Linked DNA regions of Homo sapiens: all the other regions are linked to region 4. Evidence: chromatin contacts called from ENCODE Hi-C or POLR2A ChIA-PET data. All regions are on one chromosome and are shown on one strand. The core of a region is the stretch at or near the end of the contact, and the rest is flanking DNA. Distances in the headings are between cores, read along the strand shown. Region 1 holds the start of SERTAD2-AS1 (SERTAD2 antisense RNA 1). Region 2 holds the start of SERTAD2 (SERTA domain containing 2). Region 3 holds the start of LINC01805 (long intergenic non-protein coding RNA 1805). Region 4 holds the start of LINC00309 (long intergenic non-protein coding RNA 309).

Region 1 (2,956 bases), core at 82-2,581, 430 kb before region 4:
ATCAGCTGAAGCAGTTCATTAAAAGGTAAGTGGCATTTAGAAGAGAAATTGAATAACTACAAAGCAGTTGCCTGTATATGAAGACATGAGAGTGAGTCACACTGAGGACAGGATTAGCAGGAGTCCCTGAGAGTGCTGTAGCTGGAGGCGGGGACGGTGAGGGAGCAAGCATGGGCCTGGCTTCATTCGAACCACGATCCTGGTCCGAACACCAAAAGACAGGTTTCTTGTTAAATGGTTAGAAAGTGAGATCTTTGAGGCAAAGGCTAATGAACTTGAGATTGTTCTGTTTAGACAGTAGAAGTTCTGAAAGGAGGTTGTGACGATGTCACATGATCTTGGAAAGTTGGAAGGCCCACTCCCCAGAAGGTGACAACCAGTTGATAAAATGTATTCACTAAGGCCAGAGCAAGAGAGGACACAGCCTGGCCTGTGAGCAGCAGGCAAGATGGGGCAGGAGTTCCTGGCTGCAGTTTTAAAATTCAACCCATTACCAGATTCTCAGGGTCTGAGATATGAGGTCATGGTTTCCTCAAAATATGCATGTATCTCTGGAATCACAGGAGGTAGTTTGTTAGGAAATGTCTCGAGTACCCAAACAGCAATGCTTATAATCAGAGCTAATTACTTCAAAATTAATCCAGTTGTCTTCAAACATAACTGTGTGTGGATGAAGTTGAGCCAAGGAAGAACTTAGGCTGGGACATACGCATTCCTCCCCTTGATTCTAAATGAAAAGTGGCGGCGGCTCAGTCACTGTGGTCATTTAACACAGGTGCAGTGCTTCACCACATGTCCCCAACCAGGCAGAAAGACTCCGTGCTTAATGAGGAAGGAAAAGCATTTTGAAAGCACACACAGTTCTACCCAAATTATACATGTTACCTTTCTTTAACTTGGTTCTTTTAATCCTTTAAGAAGTGCTCAAGCTGTAATCTATGACACCTGTATCTGTTTAGGTCATAGCATTGTAAGTGTTTTCTTGGGCTTTAAAAATAAATCTACGTGGGGGAGGGAAATCGAACCTGCATGATAATCTTAGGCATGCGAACACAAGCACATGAGCTGAGAAAGTCAAAATCATGGTTTCCATGGTAATTCTTAACTTGTCTGTGTCGTACACATTTCTCAAGAAATACACTCACCAGACTACCTAGTGATAAAAATTGCTCCACAGGCATACAAAGGTGGATTTTCTAACTCTCTCTTATTGTAAAAGGTCTTCCTTCCTCCCACCCCTAATTAATCCACGTGTACTTGTAAATAACCCTGGGCAGGAAACTGAGGTCCAAGTCCTGCCCTCTAAATCAGTCTCTTTTTTTATGGGAGAAATCAGCTTTCATGTGATTAATGCCATTTCCTCTCTCTCCCCTCTGCAGATATATGTTGGGTAAAGGAGGAAAACGGAAGTTTGATGAGCATGAAGATGGGCTGGAAGGCAAAATCGTGTCTCCCTGTGACGGTCCATCCAAGGTGTCTTACACCTTACAGCGCCAGACTATCTTCAACATTTCCCTTATGAAACTCTATAACCACAGGCCCCTGACAGAGCCCAGCTTGCAAAAGACCGTTTTAATTAACAACATGTTGAGGCGGATCCAGGAGGAACTCAAACAGGAAGGCAGCCTGAGGCCCATGTTCACCCCCTCCTCCCAGCCCACCACCGAGCCCAGCGACAGCTACCGAGAGGCCCCGCCGGCCTTCAGCCACCTGGCGTCCCCGTCCTCCCACCCCTGCGACCTCGGAAGCACTACGCCCCTGGAGGCCTGCCTCACCCCGGCCTCACTGCTCGAGGACGACGATGACACGTTTTGCACCTCCCAGGCCATGCAGCCCACGGCTCCCACCAAACTGTCACCTCCAGCCCTCTTGCCAGAAAAGGACAGTTTCTCCTCTGCCTTGGACGAGATCGAGGAGCTCTGTCCCACATCTACCTCCACAGAGGCGGCCACGGCTGCGACTGACAGTGTGAAAGGGACCTCCAGCGAGGCTGGCACCCAGAAACTCGACGGTCCTCAAGAGAGCCGCGCAGATGACTCAAAACTGATGGACTCTCTGCCTGGGAATTTTGAAATAACGACGTCCACGGGTTTCCTGACAGACTTGACCCTGGATGACATCCTGTTTGCTGACATTGATACGTCCATGTATGATTTTGACCCCTGCACTTCCTCATCAGGGACAGCCTCAAAAATGGCCCCTGTGTCTGCCGACGACCTCCTCAAAACTCTGGCTCCTTACAGCAGTCAGCCTGTCACCCCAAGTCAGCCTTTCAAAATGGACCTCACAGAGCTGGACCACATCATGGAGGTGCTTGTTGGGTCCTAAGACCCAGGGACCCAGCGACTATGCCCACCCAGACCCCAGAGCGTTCCCATAACCCTGACAGTTCTCCACACTGTGCATGCACCCTTGCTTGCCTTTTTCAGAGAAAAAGAAAATTTTACAACAGGATCACACTAGTTTTTGCTTTGAGCAGAGTTGGAGTGCCTTCATCCAAGTATGACCACTTTTAATACACTTTTTTGAGTGGTTCCTCAGAGACCTACTACCCTGGTATAGGAAAGAATCCATTTGAAGACAATGTTGCAATGTTGAATGACAAAAATAAACAGTTCAAGTGAAGCACAAGGATTAAGTTGGAAAAGCTGTAAATTGCATGTGCATATTTGTCTATTTTTTCTATAAGTTTTATTGCAAGAGGTAAAGAAGAAAACTATATATATATATCTTATTTAGATAATCTCAGTACCTTTTCTGGCATTTTTGCCCTGTATAGGTTGACTTGGCAATTCGGCCTTTTTAGAGGCATTAACTACTCCTCGTAAGTGTTGCATTTACATGGCTGTTTAGAAAACTGCTGCCCAAATTTATTTTATATTTTTGTACAGATTCTGCAGTTTATGATATTGTTTTTCTAAAAACAAATGCTGTTTATACATATGAGATAGCTATT
Region 2 (2,861 bases), core at 361-2,860, 450 kb before region 4:
GTTAGTAGTTAATGCCCTCTCTAAACTGCAGAACTCTGGAAATGAAAAATATCTTCGCTTCACAGCAAAATGTTTGAATGTTATGCCACTCAGGCGCAAACTGAGCAAGACCTGCAGAGGGCCGGTGAGCACAGCTTCCATAATATGTCATTTTGAATGCCATTATAATGAGACTTTGCAAAGATATCCACAAATAATTAGCTTTTGGCTTAGGTTATACTGTATAAGACTTTAATTATACTGAGGGTCCAGTAAAAACCTTTTCCATCCTCCTTAAAGATAAAACAAGAAGCGTTGTCTCCTCTATCAACATTTCAGCACAAGTTTAATTTCGATGAGATCATCAATTTGATTGATAACAAATCATTACAGAACAGTTTAAACAAGTCTAAATTTCTCTTGATGTTAACGACTTACAATCGCCTTTATGTTAGGTCTTAAAGCTTTATTATTCTTAAATACAACTAGTATAGTGGACCATTAAACTCCAAAGTGATCTGAAATGATATTGATTGGGGTGGCAGCCAAAATTTTAAGGTGCCTGCCTGCATTGCCTTTTACATCTTGACGCTGAATGCACGTGTAATTTTTAAAATAATCATTAATTTTCCAGTGGAACCATCTATCTGGCCTCTTTCCCTAGTGCTCTTAAATTCTCACCATTTGGGCATACACACATTCTCTTCCAACTAGTATAAATTTCCCTGGTAAATTTAAGTAGTTCCAAGCATAAGCTTACTCCACGGGAGGGAAAGGCTATCAATGTGAAACTTGTGGGCAGAGGACTGCGCCTCCGACCTGGCTGCGTCTCCTAGCTTGGCTTCCCTCCTGCCGGGTCTGCACCGAGCCCCGGCCGGCCCCGAAGGATGCAACTCGTTCGGTCCGGCTCCCAAAGTGCCGTGGACTTGGTGACCCACTTCTCGTGTCGGGCTGAGGCCACGCGGGCAAGGGACTTTTTCTGTCCCCGGCTCACGGCTGGAGCCCCCATCCTGCCGTTCGGACCAGTGCGGGCCTCGGAGGAGTGTCCCGCAGCGGACCCCCGCCCAGGAACCCCTGCAGGCAGCGAGACGGGCGCCCGGGCCAGCTCTCTGCCCCTCGCCCCCCGCGGGGACCCTGCCCGCCCCGCTGACCGGCCCCACGTTGCCAAATAGCTCAAATGCTTGTCATATTTGCGGTCGCGCGGCTCCGCGGGCTGTGCACGCGCTGCACTCGCCGCCGCCTTTGTCACCAGCCGCTTCGTCATTCGCCTGAGCACTTCTAGAGTGTGTAGGGGGCGTTACTAGTGGCAGTGGTGGTCCTCGGGCCGGAGTGTCTCCTTCTGTCTCCCCTCCTCTTTCAGCCCGTCCTTACGAGAAAATCAGGGGCGCGCCGGCCCGGCAGGGAGCTGGGGGCGGCGCTGCCACCAGGCGCCCACTGCGCCCCGCCGCCCCTTCCTGCTCCTCCTGCGGCCGCGGCCGGCCGCGGCCGGCCCCGGCCTTTATCGCGCCTCCCGGGACCGCCGGGGAGAGGCGGGCCGGGGCGGGGCCGGCGGGGGCGGGGTCGGGCGGCCAGGGGCGGGGCCTGCGGCGCCGGGGCCCGGAGCTCGCGGGAGGCTCGCGGGCCGCACGTCACTCCTGCACGGCGAGTGCTGGAGCACGACGTACCGCTCGCTCGGTCAGGGCGCCCCCTCCGCCCGCCTCCTGCTTCCTCCTCCGCTGCCTGCCGCCGCCGCCTCCACCATTGTATAATGCTCGGGGCGCGCAGGCAGAGAACGGCGGAGTCTTAGCTTCAGCCTCGCCTGCTGCCCGCTCCCCGGCGCCACCCTCGGGCCCCTGGAGCGGGGCACTCCGCATGGAGCGGGAGTAGCTGAGGAGTGGGCGGAAACCCCTCCTGATGCGTTAGTTCCCAGGTGGAGCTGCATGTGGTAAGTTCTCCCGGCGTCGGGCTGGAGGGGATCCGCGGGCGCGGGGGGCTCCGGGTGGATGGGGGGCCGGTGTTGGGACTCGGCCAGGGCTGGGAGAGCCCGGAGGGCGGAGGAGGGGCCGGGCGCCGCCGCGGGAGGGAGCCGGGGACGGAGCAGGTACGGGAGGAGCGCTCCCTCCCGCGGCCCCGGTCCGGGCCCCGCGCTCTCGGACCCCCGGCGCCTGCGGGCTGAGCCGCTGGGGGGCAGGGCCGGGGTCAGGAGGGGGTCGGGAGCTCGGAGAGCCGAGCGGCGGGCGGGGGCGCCTGGAGCTGTCGCCTCTACAGCTGGGATGTGTGTGCGCGTTGTGGCGGTTGTGTTGTTGTGAACGTGCGAGACTTTTTTTAAGGCTCGGATTGCTGGCGCGAAGGCTGCTTCACTTTTGAGTTCCGTGGCCGGGTTTGCATCCAACTTACTGTAGTGCGTTTTTGTGAATTTCCCGGTGTTTTTTTTAATAATGTTGAAAACCTTCCTCTCCACCCTCTTTTCTTTCGTCCATGCCCAAATGAATTGATTTGGGATCTACATGTATATTAAACTTAACGTCTCGTTGGTTTTTAAGTTAGAAATCTACAAGTCATCTTCGTGGTAACCGCCTATGACTGAAAGGGAGGGGGCTGAGGGGAGCCAGCTGTCCCAAGCCCTAGACTTTGTACCAGTAAGAGAGGGGGTGTCGTCACAGGGCCACTACATGGACAGAAAATCGTATTTTGTTTTGTTTTCTTGGCTATAAGTTACCTTTAGCAGAAGTGGTAGTAATAGATTGCGATGGGAGTCGAGTTTTAGGTTTAGTTTCTAAGTTTCACGAAAATATCAGGTATAGTTTGCATTGGAATAACTTTTTGCTTGCAAGCCGAGTCGTTTCAGGAGGTAGAAAGTAAGTTTTCACAGACACTGAATGGGGAGGACAGTCAGCAGAGTG
Region 3 (3,282 bases), core at 150-2,649, 280 kb before region 4:
GGAGGATTCTTCTCCCTGATCCATTCCTCGAGCTGTGAAGACAGACTGGGAGACAGTACTCAAGGCAGGGCCTGAGGACAGTCACCCTAGTTGTGAGGTCATCTACCCTTGCATACTCAGTGTTCCACTGGCAATAGATTTCTGCCCACCCTTCAAAAATTAAGAAGAAGCAAAACTGGCACTGCTCCAATCCCACCATCCCATCGGTAGGAGAGGCCTTCTGGCTGGGTCCCTAAGGATGTCTCTGGGCTTGTACTGTTCCATTTCCACACTCTCTCAAAGTTCCTCTAGTGAGCCTAGCGGTCACCATCAGGCATGATGAGGATGTAGGACAACTTCAAAGGGTGCAGCTGGCAATCAGCCCACAGGGAGCAAGAGTAGACCTTCATTAGCCACATGTTCTGTCACCTGCACTGGCAACTTGACAGAGAATTGAAATCTTAGCATCATTATATGGCGCCTTTCTCTAAAGCACTTCCTCGAGCTTTCTACTACCCATACTCCAAAACTGGTCCACTTCCTATATTGTCAATCTGCTTGAGTTAGTGTCATCATTCACAAAGTCATGGAAAAAGTCACTTTCTAGTTATTTTTTCACTGTTTTGCTACTGTCCACAGTCACCCAGTCAAGAAATCCTGATCATTCTGCCTCTTAAATAATGTGTCTTCTCTCCTTCATGGTATCTAGTCAGGACTCATCTGGAGGACTACCAACCTCTGTCTTCTCTAGTTCCATCCTCAACGCTGATTCCAGATCATCTAAAATTCATGTCTGATCATGTAGTTGCCCTGCTCAAAAGCCATTGTCAGTTCCCCAGTGCCTGCAGAGCATAAGGCTGCATTGCGTTCAGGAATGGCATAGGGTACAAATAAATAAATGAGTGAATTAATAAAAACACACAGATAGAAAAGAGGAATTGAGAATAAGAGAGTTTTTTTTAAAAAAATTCCAGTCATTTGAGAGATCACCATTGTGATCCTGTAAGCCTTACCATGCCCTCGAGTTGAATTCTAATCAACACAAGGGAATAAAAATTATATTCATACATTTTATTCCACTATTTACTTAGAAAACTTCATGCCACCCCAGCCAGTTATCCGTCTCATTTCCCTTATAGGTTCAAAAGCACTTTGTACTGCTTCCCTAAGATTTGCACTAATGAGAAATGAGGTGCCACATGGTCAGTCTCATGCGGCATACCAGATTGTCCCCAGAGGTTCTTTCTGTAGTTAGCCGGGTGAACACGTTTAACACATTTTCTTTTAGCCAGAAGTGGGGAAATGTTTCCTCTCCGTATACATGACCTTGCCATGTACTCACCTTAGAAAAATATCTTTTTCTGAATGCACACAATGTTTGGCTTCTTATAAAACCGCAGCTCCTGCAATTTCATCCTTAATATCTGCAGCTTGAGGGTGGTAGGTCCTTGCCGTTGCACTTGACAGGAGCTGACAAGTAGACACTTGTGGAGTCCCTGATGCTGTGACTGGCCTGTTTCGGGGATGAGGCAAGGAGGAGCTCGTTTTGTATTTATGCACCCAGGCAACCTTTGTGTTTACTGTCTCTTTGGTCAGCTTCCAAACTAGCAGCACCGCACCCGTTAACACAGGCTCCACGGCCAGTTGCAGATGGGCTGGCCTGCCAGCTGTGAGGAATTGTTACTTTTAGCTTGAGCAATTGGTGGTTTCATGTGAGGAGCAGCTTTACAATCACACATCAGTTTCGCCTGACAAAAATCCTTAATGCTCACTGAGGTGGTGAAACCAAAAGGTGTGGCACGTACTACTGATCATACTGTCTGCTTTGATCTTGAGAGATGGCTGAATATTATTTACTCAATCCATTTAAATTTGTTGAGATCCTGTGTGTTTGTCATTGACCAACGCTTCAGGAACCCAAAGATAAGGTATGGTGAGCCACACAGGTGATAGATTTGTGAGCAGGTGAATGAAATACAGAGCTAGAAATCCTGATCATTCTACCTCTTAAATAATGTGTGCAGAAAGAAAGCCAGCAGGCAGGAACAAAGTGCTCGGGGGAGACAGAGGAGGTGGAGTACAATTGGGGAAGTTTTGTGGATGTTTGGTATTTGAGCTGTGTGTAAAAGGCAAGGAGGAACATTTTAGGAAGAGCCCGTGCCAGATACTGTTCTTGATGCTTGAGCCCGTGCCAGATACTGTTCTTGACTCATTGAATCCTCACAACATCCCTGTGAGAAGTAAACTATTATGACACCCATTTTACAGATGAGGAAGCAGAGGCTTGTGGCAGTTAAGTCACTTCCCTAAGGTTACATAGCTAGTAAGTGAAGAGGCTGGGTCTTGAGATATTTCCAGGTATGTCATAAACGCTCAGTAAATGCTGTGATGAAAATGATAATCATTGAATCCAGGGGCAGCAGCCTCTAAAGCCCATGCCCTCAACTACTGTGTCATCATGACTCCAACAGCATGTCAGAGAAACCTATGTGTGGGCCTTACCTGGGATCACTAGAGGCGTGAGTCCTTTTGCAGGGCACTCTTACAGTCCTGAGTTAAAATCGGGAGTCTTGTCTAAATCATGCAGCAGGCAGAGTTGGTCTTTGGCTCTCACTGGTCCCAGGAGTGACCCTGTCTCCCTCTTCTGCATTCCTTTTCTTTCAGGCTGCTTCTCCTGCTCTTTCCTCGCTTTTAAAAAAATCTATTTCTTAGTAAAAAATCAGACATTTTAAGTCAGAATCTTAGAACTTGAAATATGAAAAAAACATGGAAATCATTTAGTTCAGCTCCTTGATTTTGTAGATGCAAAAACTGTAGCTAAGTTGATCAAGATGCTTTTTCTTGCAAGTGACAGAACCCAATTTAAATTATCTCAAGTGAAAAAGGGAGATACATTAGCTTTGGGGGGTGAAAGCAGCATCCAGGATTCAGGAAAATGTCACTAGTTTATTTGCACTTTCTCTTTAATCTCAAATCTTTTATCTCTGCTTCAGAATATGATGGCCTCAATTGTTCCTGGTGTACTTGAAATTAATTTCTTTCTTTTGTTTTCTTTTTCTTTTTTTTTATGACACAGGGTCTTTCGCTGTCACCCAGGCTGGAGTGCAGTGGTGCGATCTTGGCTCACTGCAACCTCCGCCTCCCGGATTCCAGTGATTCTCCCACCTCAGCCTCCTGAGTAGCTGGAACTGCTGGTCTGCGCCACTACGCCTGGCTAATTTTTGTATTTTTAATAGAGATGAGGTTTCACCATGTTGGCCAGCCTGGTCTTGAATTCCTAATCTCAAGTGATCCACTTACTCC
Region 4 (2,877 bases), core at 21-2,520:
AAACAGTGAAGATAAGAAAACCATGTCCCCTTTAGCACAAAAGAGGATCGGTGCCCCCTTTTCCAAATACCACTTTTGGTCAAGCCAGGGTCCTCTGGGTCGCGCCACGTTCCTTCCCTGGCCTGGGCATTGTGCTGATTAGAATCTTGCTCTCTTTCTACCACCTGATTATTTGAAATGATAACAGCCTGTATATTTGCAACTTCAAGGCTAGGATATAGTTTCCTAGTGATTAAAAAATAAATAAGATTTACTCCACTCACCCACCCCTGGCCATAATAAAGCTACAGCTATGAATCAGACCCACCAATATTTGAATCTCAACCCCTTGACTTACTAGTTAGGTAGTTTGGGCCATTTTTTGTTTGTTTGTTTGTTTGTTTGTTTTTTCAAGACGGAGTCTCACTCTGTCACCCAGGCTGGAGTGCAGTGGCGTGATCTCGGCTCACTGCAAGCTCCACCTCCCAGGTTCACGCCATTCTCCTGCCTCAGCCTCACGGGTAGCTGGGACTACAGGCGCCCGCCACCACGCCCGGCTAATTTTTTGTATTTTTAGTAGAGACGGGGTTTCACTGTGTTAGCCAGGAAGGTCTCGATCTCCTGACCTCGTGATCCGCCCGCCTCGGCCTCCCAAAGTGCTGGGATTATAGGCGTGAGCCACCGCGCCCGGCCGGTAGGTTTGGGCCATTTTAACCTTCCAGGGCCTTGGTCTTCTCACTGTTTTTGTTTTGTTTTGTTTTAAACGGAATCATTTTGCCTACCTTCATGGGTGAGGATCAAGTTAAGTCAATGCAGGTAAACTATTAGGCAACTAGTCAACTCTCAACATTTGGTGGTTATCAGAGTTCACTATGTGGATGAAGACAATACAGCTAGGAGCCCTCCTAGACAAACCCTGGAGAGGAAGAGCTGCTGCAAAGTGTGCAGGAAGCAGGGGGCACCAATGCAGATTTTGCACCCCCTTTCCTCAGGAACTCCCAGGAACAGCCAGGTCACTCCCCAAGCTGCTTCCAGCACCCCCTCGTGTATGCTGATCACTCCTCCAGTGGAAGTGAAAATATTTAATACTTGGAGAACTTTGCAAAGGTCAACTGTGGCTAATAATCCATCCCCCAAGAACCTCATACCACAAGAACACAGACACACGTGCACACATGCATGCACAGACACTCATCTGGCTTAAGAGCATCAAGAGTCAAGGAGGTAGAGCAATTCCAGAACATTATTTTCTCTAGATGTCAACTTCCACAGAGCAGGGCCAGAGAGATTCTGGGACCTGTCCCCAGGGGAATTATTTCTAATACCCTTGATAAAATGTACAAAGCTAGGGTAGGAAGTAGCAAGGTGACAGCAGTGGTTAGGTGGAAAGTTTCTCTAAGAGAAAGAACTAATGAATTCGTTCAATTGAAGCTTTTTAAATATATTTATTCCTGTCACCTTTCAAGTCAGCAGCTTTTTCCAGGTGACATGGCAAAAGGGCCTGGCAAGTGCACAGGGTTAAGCCAAGGACTATCAATACTGCTCCCTAAAATATTTTCACCTCTGGTTTTGGGGATCTGCTTCTTCTCGGGGTCTCTCCTGCTGCTTTCCTGGTAATAGCACCTAAGAGACCCATGAAACAAATCCCCAGTTCAATACAAATTTATAGCTGAGTAAATATGAGCATAGGCTTTAGGAATCCACAGAATTGGAGCTTTGCTTAATACCAGCCGGGAAAATGTGGTTGTCAGTTAACCTCTCAGAGCCTCTTCGAGGCTTGGTTCGCTCATCTATTAAATGAGTCTGAATAAGCCCTACTCCTCCAGGTTGTTGCTAGCATCAGACGAGAAATGTATGCAAAGCCCCAGTGCCATGGCTGACACACAGGAAACATTCAACAAGTGGTAGTGCATTTTCACTAAGTAAAAGGAGTAATGATTTCTTTAGTGGTTTCTTTTAACACAGGGGTTTCTATCCATCCCAAATAGAGGATAGATATTCTAATAAAACAATCATTTATGTGATTTGTGATTACACCGTACAACTCAAGTTCCTGTGGAATGTTTAGCGTAATCAATCCGAAGCTCTCAGCAAGCTCCCTGGGCCTGATTTTCAAATCCAATGTTACTGTAGCAAAGAACTAAAGGAGGGGAAGAAAAGCACCACTGTATTAAATACACCCTCCTCCCCTTTTTCCTAAAGGCTGTTTGTCCCCTTCTCTTGATAAATCTTCAGTTCCCAGAGAGCAGAGACTCTTGGGAAACAGGAAGTAGCAAAATGCCAGTGAGAAAATCCCCAGATGAAGAGCAGCAACAAGTCTCCGGGCAACAGTGTGGTCAAAAGGGGGAAATTCCCCCATCAGCGCTCAAAAACAGTCCCTCAGGAAAGCTTAGTGAAGGTTAATTTGGGAAATTCCCTCAGAGGCCATAGAACAGAAACGGAAAACTGCTGTTTAAGAGAAATCTGAACGGAGCAAGCCAGTTCGTGGCTGCCTGGGGTGCTCTCTGCGTGAACCGCGCTGCTGCTCCAGCCTGACTTCCCCCTTTTCATCCTGATCCTGAGGGCAACCCCGAAGGGGTCCAGTTGCCAGAGCCACTTGACACCCACCCTGCCCAGGCTCCCAACCCAGGAGAATTAATGCCGCAACACCCAGCCTCTTGAAACGAGCTGCTGCTAAAGCAGATTTGCCTCCCCGTTAGGACCTCCTGTGACCCACCCTCATTCCTGTCCCCATGGTAGACTAGCAAGCCACAGTCATCATACTGTGAGTGTCCCTCACAGTCACTTGCTATAACAAGTCCATCAGGTTTTACTGGGTTTTAATCTAAATGTGACCTTAGGATGACATTTCTTAGTGCTGCTAAGCTCCAAGAGGCAGGGAGGAATCCTCCCCACAAA

Evidence for each region. A loop is a pair of places that touch in the nucleus more often than their neighbours do. ChIA-PET counts read pairs that join two places held with the same protein, here RNA polymerase II (POLR2A). Pooled maps may share reads with other maps.
Region 1: a pooled map shows a loop between it and region 4 (1.8-fold over the local background). The contact joins the promoter of SERTAD2-AS1 here to the promoter of LINC00309 in region 4. A Hi-C loop is called at or near these places in 2 of 37 single-sample maps with no recorded cell type and 8 of 50 pooled maps.
Region 2: a map of naive thymus-derived CD4-positive, alpha-beta T cell shows a loop between it and region 4 (2.7-fold over the local background). The contact joins the promoter of SERTAD2 here to the promoter of LINC00309 in region 4. A Hi-C loop is called at or near these places in 1 of 168 maps with a recorded cell type or tissue (naive thymus-derived CD4-positive, alpha-beta T cell), 3 of 37 single-sample maps with no recorded cell type and 10 of 50 pooled maps. POLR2A ChIA-PET finds 5 or more read pairs at or near these places in 3 of 52 experiments (activated B cell, activated CD4-positive, alpha-beta T cell and activated naive CD4-positive, alpha-beta T cell).
Region 3: a pooled map shows a loop between it and region 4 (2.4-fold over the local background). The contact joins the promoter of LINC01805 here to the promoter of LINC00309 in region 4. A Hi-C loop is called at or near these places in 1 of 37 single-sample maps with no recorded cell type and 3 of 50 pooled maps. POLR2A ChIA-PET finds 5 or more read pairs at or near these places in 3 of 52 experiments (PC-3, WTC11 and common myeloid progenitor, CD34-positive).

Annotation. Positions count from the first base shown.
Region 1 is chr2:64,635,299-64,638,254 of GRCh38, reverse strand. It overlaps SERTAD2-AS1 (SERTAD2 antisense RNA 1), which reads right to left and starts at 1,331. Exons shown (of 2, transcript XR_940172.3): 1 at 1-1,331. SERTAD2 (SERTA domain containing 2) reads left to right here. Exons shown (of 2, transcript NM_014755.3): 2 at 1,380-2,956. The coding sequence starts at 1,384. The coding sequence ends at 2,328.
Region 2 is chr2:64,652,662-64,655,522 of GRCh38, reverse strand. SERTAD2 (SERTA domain containing 2) reads left to right here and starts at 1,610. Exons shown (of 2, transcript NM_014755.3): 1 at 1,610-1,903. It overlaps LOC124907776, which reads right to left and starts at 1,452. Exons shown (of 1, transcript XM_047446580.1): 1 at 300-1,452. The coding sequence starts at 1,243. The coding sequence ends at 812. RefSeq lists an enhancer at 36-195 and silencers at 977-1,796, 1,534-1,828, 1,937-2,266, 2,567-2,646.
Region 3 is chr2:64,484,470-64,487,751 of GRCh38, reverse strand. LINC01805 (long intergenic non-protein coding RNA 1805) reads right to left here and starts at 1,399. Exons shown (of 3, transcript NR_147011.1): 1 at 1,322-1,399. RefSeq lists an enhancer at 2,488-3,282.
Region 4 is chr2:64,203,878-64,206,754 of GRCh38, reverse strand. It overlaps LINC00309 (long intergenic non-protein coding RNA 309), which reads left to right and starts at 1,270. Exons shown (of 6, transcript NR_033837.1): 1 at 1,270-2,877. RefSeq lists an enhancer at 2,176-2,505.